2 separate regions of the Mus musculus genome follow, and region 2 is linked to region 1. The links are chromatin contacts, found by Hi-C or POLR2A ChIA-PET in ENCODE. All regions are on one chromosome and are shown on one strand. The core of a region is the stretch at or near the end of the contact, and the rest is flanking DNA. Distances in the headings are between cores, read along the strand shown. Region 1 holds the start of Tcea3 (transcription elongation factor A (SII), 3). Region 2 holds the start of Zfp46 (zinc finger protein 46).

Evidence for each region. Hi-C counts contacts between places; a loop is a spot of excess contacts on that map. ChIA-PET counts read pairs that join two places held with the same protein, here RNA polymerase II (POLR2A).
Region 2: POLR2A ChIA-PET joins it to region 1 with 19 read pairs in embryonic stem cell. The contact joins the promoter of Zfp46 here to the promoter of Tcea3 in region 1. A Hi-C loop is called at or near these places in 1 of 37 maps with a recorded cell type or tissue (v-Abl transformed pro-B cells). POLR2A ChIA-PET finds 5 or more read pairs at or near these places in 3 of 5 experiments (all embryonic stem cell).

The regions. Positions count from the first base shown.
Region 1 is chr4:136,246,558-136,249,257 of GRCm38, forward strand. It overlaps Tcea3 (transcription elongation factor A (SII), 3), which reads left to right and starts at 1,400. Exons shown (of 11, transcript NM_011542.2): 1 at 1,400-1,560. The coding sequence starts at 1,492. It overlaps Asap3 (ArfGAP with SH3 domain, ankyrin repeat and PH domain 3), which reads left to right. Exons shown (of 25, transcript NM_001008232.2): 25 at 1-16.
Region 2 is chr4:136,284,736-136,287,435 of GRCm38, forward strand. Zfp46 (zinc finger protein 46) reads left to right here and starts at 1,332. Exons shown (of 3, transcript NM_009557.4): 1 at 1,332-1,746; 2 at 2,337-2,580. The coding sequence starts at 2,475.

The sequences.
Region 1 (2,700 bases), core at 150-2,649:
AAGTCTGACGCGTTTTCTTAGGGTCCTTCAAGCTTCTTTTGGCCAAGAGGCCTCCCAGAAGCTCCACTGAAGAAAAACCTGGCTTTGGCCACATGGTGTTAAGGCCCCGCCCTTCCGGACCCATCCCGGACCTCTCCACAACACTCCGCTATAGCCAAGGACTTTTCAGCTCCTCCCCCGGCCACCTCCTCACCTCCCCACCCCCTGCTGACATGTCAGTGATCCCCAAGCTTTGTTCTCTGAGTGCTCCAGGAGAGCCGTCTGGCTCAGGACGCTAGAAATACCTGGAACACAGTAGGAGCTCAGTAAATAGAATAACCGCTTGCGGCCTGACCGACTACACAGACCTCCCCCTCCCCCAAACTTCCATTCTGCCTTTTGAGGCAATAAATTTCACTTCTTGGGACGGGGATGAGGCCCCAGCTGGGCCTTACACTTGCCCTCTCTCCCTCCTCTCCCCACCCCAGCTGTGAGGAATACAGTCCTCTTTAATGGTTATTCTGCCCAGCCTGCCGCCCCTGAGATTTTTCTTGCTAGTTGACTGGATACCGTTTGTCGAATGAAAAAAAAAAAAAAACAAAAAACAAAAAACCTTGACCGTCATCACACTGCAGCAGTTGGGAGACAGGTGTCCACAACAGGCTCCAGACTTGTTTCTCTGAGGTTATCTCAGAAAGTTCCTTCACACACTGTGAGCCCTCTTCTGCCCCGCTTCAAATCAGAGACCCTCGCAGAAAGGTCATTTTCTGTCAGGAGGGGAACTAGGTCTTCAGCGAATTCTTGGAATTACCGCTCGCGAGCCGAGAGTGGGAGGCAGAGTTATTCCCTCCACCCCAAATTACTCTTCCAAGCCCACCCCCTGTGTACCGGAATCACCCAAAACTTAGTCTTTCGGAGCGTGGTCCCGATACCCCTTTGAGAGGTTGTTAGAAAAAATAAAGACTGGCCGGCAAAGGGCTCTGAGTATACCTCGCGAGTACGTGTACGGCACAGGCCTTGGGCGCACCAAGGAGCCTACCTAAGTTAGGGCAGAGCTGACGTCAAAATCTGCACCAAGATGCGATGAATTCACCAACTTTCCCAGCTTGGGCATAGCTCCCTCTGGGAGCGCAGTGATGCTGAGACCCGGCAGCTCTGTACTTCCCACTGCTATGCTGACACTCATCACCCCCGAACCCTCATGCTCGAATCTCCCTGGAGCCTGGGGCACCCCTAGGAGAGTTGGAAGAGAAGAGCCCCTTCTTCCAGATTGGTCCTCCCCTCCCACTTACACACCCCCTGAGGCACGACCCGCCAGGCTCAGGCAATCTTTGCCCGGGCAGTCCTTGAAGTCTATATTTAGTGCCCGCCACCCCTCCCCCCAGCGATGGGAGGGGCGCGCCCCGCCCCCTCCCGGCTCGAGTGTCCGGTGTGTTTGCGGCCCTTGCGGCTCGCGCCTTGGCGCCCGCTGCTGCCCTGCGCCCCTAACCCCGCCGTGCGTTGTGGACCAACATGGGCCTGGAAGAGGAGCTGTTGAGGATCGCCAAAAAGCTGGAGAAGATGGTGTCCCGGAAGAAGACGGTGAGGCTGCAGAGTTTGCAACGCAGCCCCCGGGCCACGGAGGCAAGACTCCCCCAGCTATGGGCTTGGTGGGCGTGCCGGCCCTGTGCCCGAAGGGAGCGCGCGGGTCAGGGGACACGGGACTGGGGAGGAGTTGCCCGGCAGGGGGTCCCCCGGCTACTTGCTGGCCACTTTAGGATGGGCATGTGCATGGCCAGGTCTGGAGGGGATCGTACAGAGTCCCCTAAGGCGCGCGACTGTTGCAAGTCACTGTGGACGGGTTGGGTGCGCTCCTGGGCAGCTTGCGCGGAGCAGAGAAAGAGCAAGGAGAGACACAAACCCAGGGGAGGACATTTAGGAGTCTGGGGGTTCGGGATGTGCGCTAGGCCCGGGGAGCTGCAGGCGCAGCGAGAACTGGAGGGGCACGTTTTGGGTGACTTCAAAAAGGATCGGAGAACTTCGGGCTGAGAAGGGGGCGCCGAGCCTCGTTTGCACACCCCAGGAGACCCGAGCGAAGGGCGGTGACTGAAGTGCCAGGAGTTCTGTTTGCAACTTTTTCCTTGGCCGCGGGATGGGGCCCTGGCGGGCGGAGGTGAACAGGTGCGGGGCGGGGGAAGGAAAAGATGGGGCCTGGGCTGGCCCAGAGGGGGAGGTGCACGAAGGAGAACTGTGGCGGGAGGTGGGGGTCCGCAGCCCTGGTCGCCCGAGGGTCCCTGAGCCCTCAGTCCGGGTAGCACCGAGCTGGATCCAAATGGAAAGTTAATGTTTGATCTACCTAGCGATCTTTGCCTCAGGCTGGAAGCTGGCGACTGTGCCAATTCTAGAGGGGCGTGGACTGAAAGGGAGAAGACCAGGGACCCTGTGAATGAGGCCCTCCATGCTGACTTGCCGCGGGGTCCTTTTCTTCTACATAGTTTCTAGCAACGAGTTGCACCAGGACCTGCATTGCCAGGACATTCCAGGAAAATTGGAAAACTCTGGGGCCCAAAGAGAGGTTTCAGACCCGGGATGAGTGACAGGCTGGAGCAGCCAAGGAGTGTTAGGCTTCCTGAAATTGTTACCTGGTAACAATGAGAGAGATGGTGGTGTTGGTAAAATGGTGAGAGGCTGAGGCTGCGGTTTCTTTGTCTGTAAGAGGATGGATTGCCTGGGGGAAGAACA
Region 2 (2,700 bases), core at 82-2,581, 38 kb after region 1:
CTCGCCTTCCATTGTCTAATTCCTTCATCCCCGCTAGGGAAAGGAAAGGCTACAAGTCCTTCCATTTGGAGGATTCTGAGTGAATGCAGCATAGCCAACGCTGATGTTTCTTGGCCAGCTGTTGTGGCCTCGGAGATCTGTTTATGAGATTGTTGTTTCCCGGAGCTATAGAACAGTCTCTGCAGTCTTGAAGCTTTGTGCTCATCCTACAACCAAACCCTGCCCTTTGCCTGTTAATCCATGGATTCGGATTTCTATTCATGGCCCTGAGATCTCTGGAATCTGCTGGTGATATCTAGAACCTTTCTGAACGTCAGGCCTCTTTAGATCTCTGAGGAGCCAGCGACCACAGACCAGGAGGTAAGCCTGTCCGTTCTGTCCTAATCTGGTTTTGTGATTTCTTTGAAACAGAGACTACTAGCATCCTTAGGACTCCAGGTTGTCGCAGGCCTAAGGTTTTCATGATGTTGGGAGGTCTCCAAGATTCCTTTCAGCAGAGACACCCTCAAGAGTACCAAGTCCCTGAGTCTCCCACTCCAGGGCCAGCTATTTCCCTACACACCCTACCCCACCCCCCCGCTTCTGATTTCAATGTTTTGGCGACTTAGATGGGTGCACTTGAGCTCCGTCTCTATAAAAGAGCTCGAGACGCTCCCTACAGGGTTAACGTTGGAACACCCTGGGCCGGGCCGCGGACAGCACTCCAGCACCGGACAGGGGACGCGAGGCCTCGTGGGATATGTAGTCTGGGGTGGGTTGTGACTGCCGGAAGGCCTACTGGGAGTTGTAGTTCTCAGTATCCAGAAAGCGAGAGCTTCAGGCGGTGTTGGGAGTCCGTGGGCGGGGCCCAAAGTTCCATCCCGGCCAGGGAGTCTCCCAAGGGAGGGAAAAGAAGCCTTTTCCCGCTCTGGCCTGGGCTGTCAAATGAGGGGTGATCTCAGCTGAGGTCAGCCCGAGCTTCCACACTCAATCTAACCTCGCGGATAATATATGACTCAAAGATGGTCGTAGGGCCATGAGAAAAAAAAAAAAACACAGACGCTTCCTTTGCTGAGTCGTGCTGTGGTTTCCGAGAAAAAAGTATGTGTGGGGGTATTCTCACTGGTCTTGAAGGTCGCGGTCCTGTCTCTTCCCTTTTGTTCTTTTCCCTCCCCTGCTCTTGGCTGCTAAGTGGCCTTTGTACGCCAGAGTGAAACTCCAAGTCCCGTCAGGCCGCGAGGTGCGCGCACGCGTGATGGAGCTACCCGGCCACGCCGCAGGAGGAGGGCTGATGGTTTGGCTTCTGATTGGTCAGATATTTTACGATTTCTTTTCGCTGATTGGCTGGGATTGCTGCCGGAAAGGTCCCAGCCCGGAGATGGCAGAGCAGAGGCGTTCTATGGGCTGGGTTGAAAGCCTCCTCCCTTGAATTGCATCGGCCTGACCCCCCAGCCTAGGGGGCACCCAGCCAGTGCCTGCCCTCTCCTACCCTAACGTTGCACGTACTCGATATTAACCGAGACACGGAGAGTGGGTGACTCTTCGGGAGTCAGAGAGGAGAGTGACCAGTCCTGGGCCTTCCCCTCATACCCTGCGACCAGAACTCCAGCCCTAGGGAGTAGTGGGCAGGGCCTCTTGCCGCGCCTCACGTCCTGCTTTTCGCCTCCTTCAACGTTGTCTGCTAGCTGGTTTTCCTGCTCTCTCTCTCCCAGGAGACGAACGCTTGAGCCCGAGATGGCAGCCACCCTGCTCATGTCTGGGACTCAGGTAAGCCCCGAGGGCTCTGCTTACCCATCTTGCCCGGTGTTTCCCCGTCTGCAAACCCCTATAGGAAATTCCCTGGGATAAGCTCATTTTGCTATTCTGCTTAGTATACGGGCTTCGAGTTGGCTAATATAACCATATACAAGCATATATAGAACACCCACTGTAAGACTAAATACTGAGGAGAATAAAACCAAACAAGATGGGTGGTACCCTTCTTGCCAACAATCTGTAGGGAGAACGGTGTGTCCGGTTAACCTGGATGCGATATGGTAAGTATTCTGTTGGCCTGAGCAAGGACGTATTGTGGTGTGGGAAATAGTAAGTCGAGGAGTGGTTAATTCTAGATGTGGTGTCCAAGGATGGAGCGAAGAGTGATAAAGGGTGGGGAGAAACAGAACAGCAGTTGGCTCTAGAACTGGGCCATAAAGACGAGAATTTCACTGGTCTAAGAAAAGGAGAGCCTTGTATGTAAGGGTCCAAAGTGGGCAGGGACGGCCTGAGCGGGAAGCTAGTAGATTGCCCCTGTCTTTTGACCACATGTCTTTTTTTCTTCTTTCTTTATTATTTTTTTTTTCCTTCGGACTCTACAGATGAGACTTAATGCCACTGCCTTCTCGACATTTCTAACCATGTCTCTAATTTCAAGAAGAAAAGCTGGTTCTAAACTCCTAGATACCAAGTAGTGAGGAAGCGTTGTGTGATTTCAGGCCCCTGTGACATTTGAAGATATGGCCATGTACCTCACTCGGGAAGAATGGAGACCTCTGGATCCTACACAGAGAGATCTTTACAGGGATGTGATGCAGGAGAATTACGGAAATGTTGTCTCACTGGGTGAGTGAGGACTTTTATCTTGTCTTACCTCTTAGGGGTTTTGAAACTGTCAGAACGGCTTAGGTCTTTTCGATACAGCCTTGTTTGTTGTTAAGGAAAACCACACGGTTAGTTACCTGC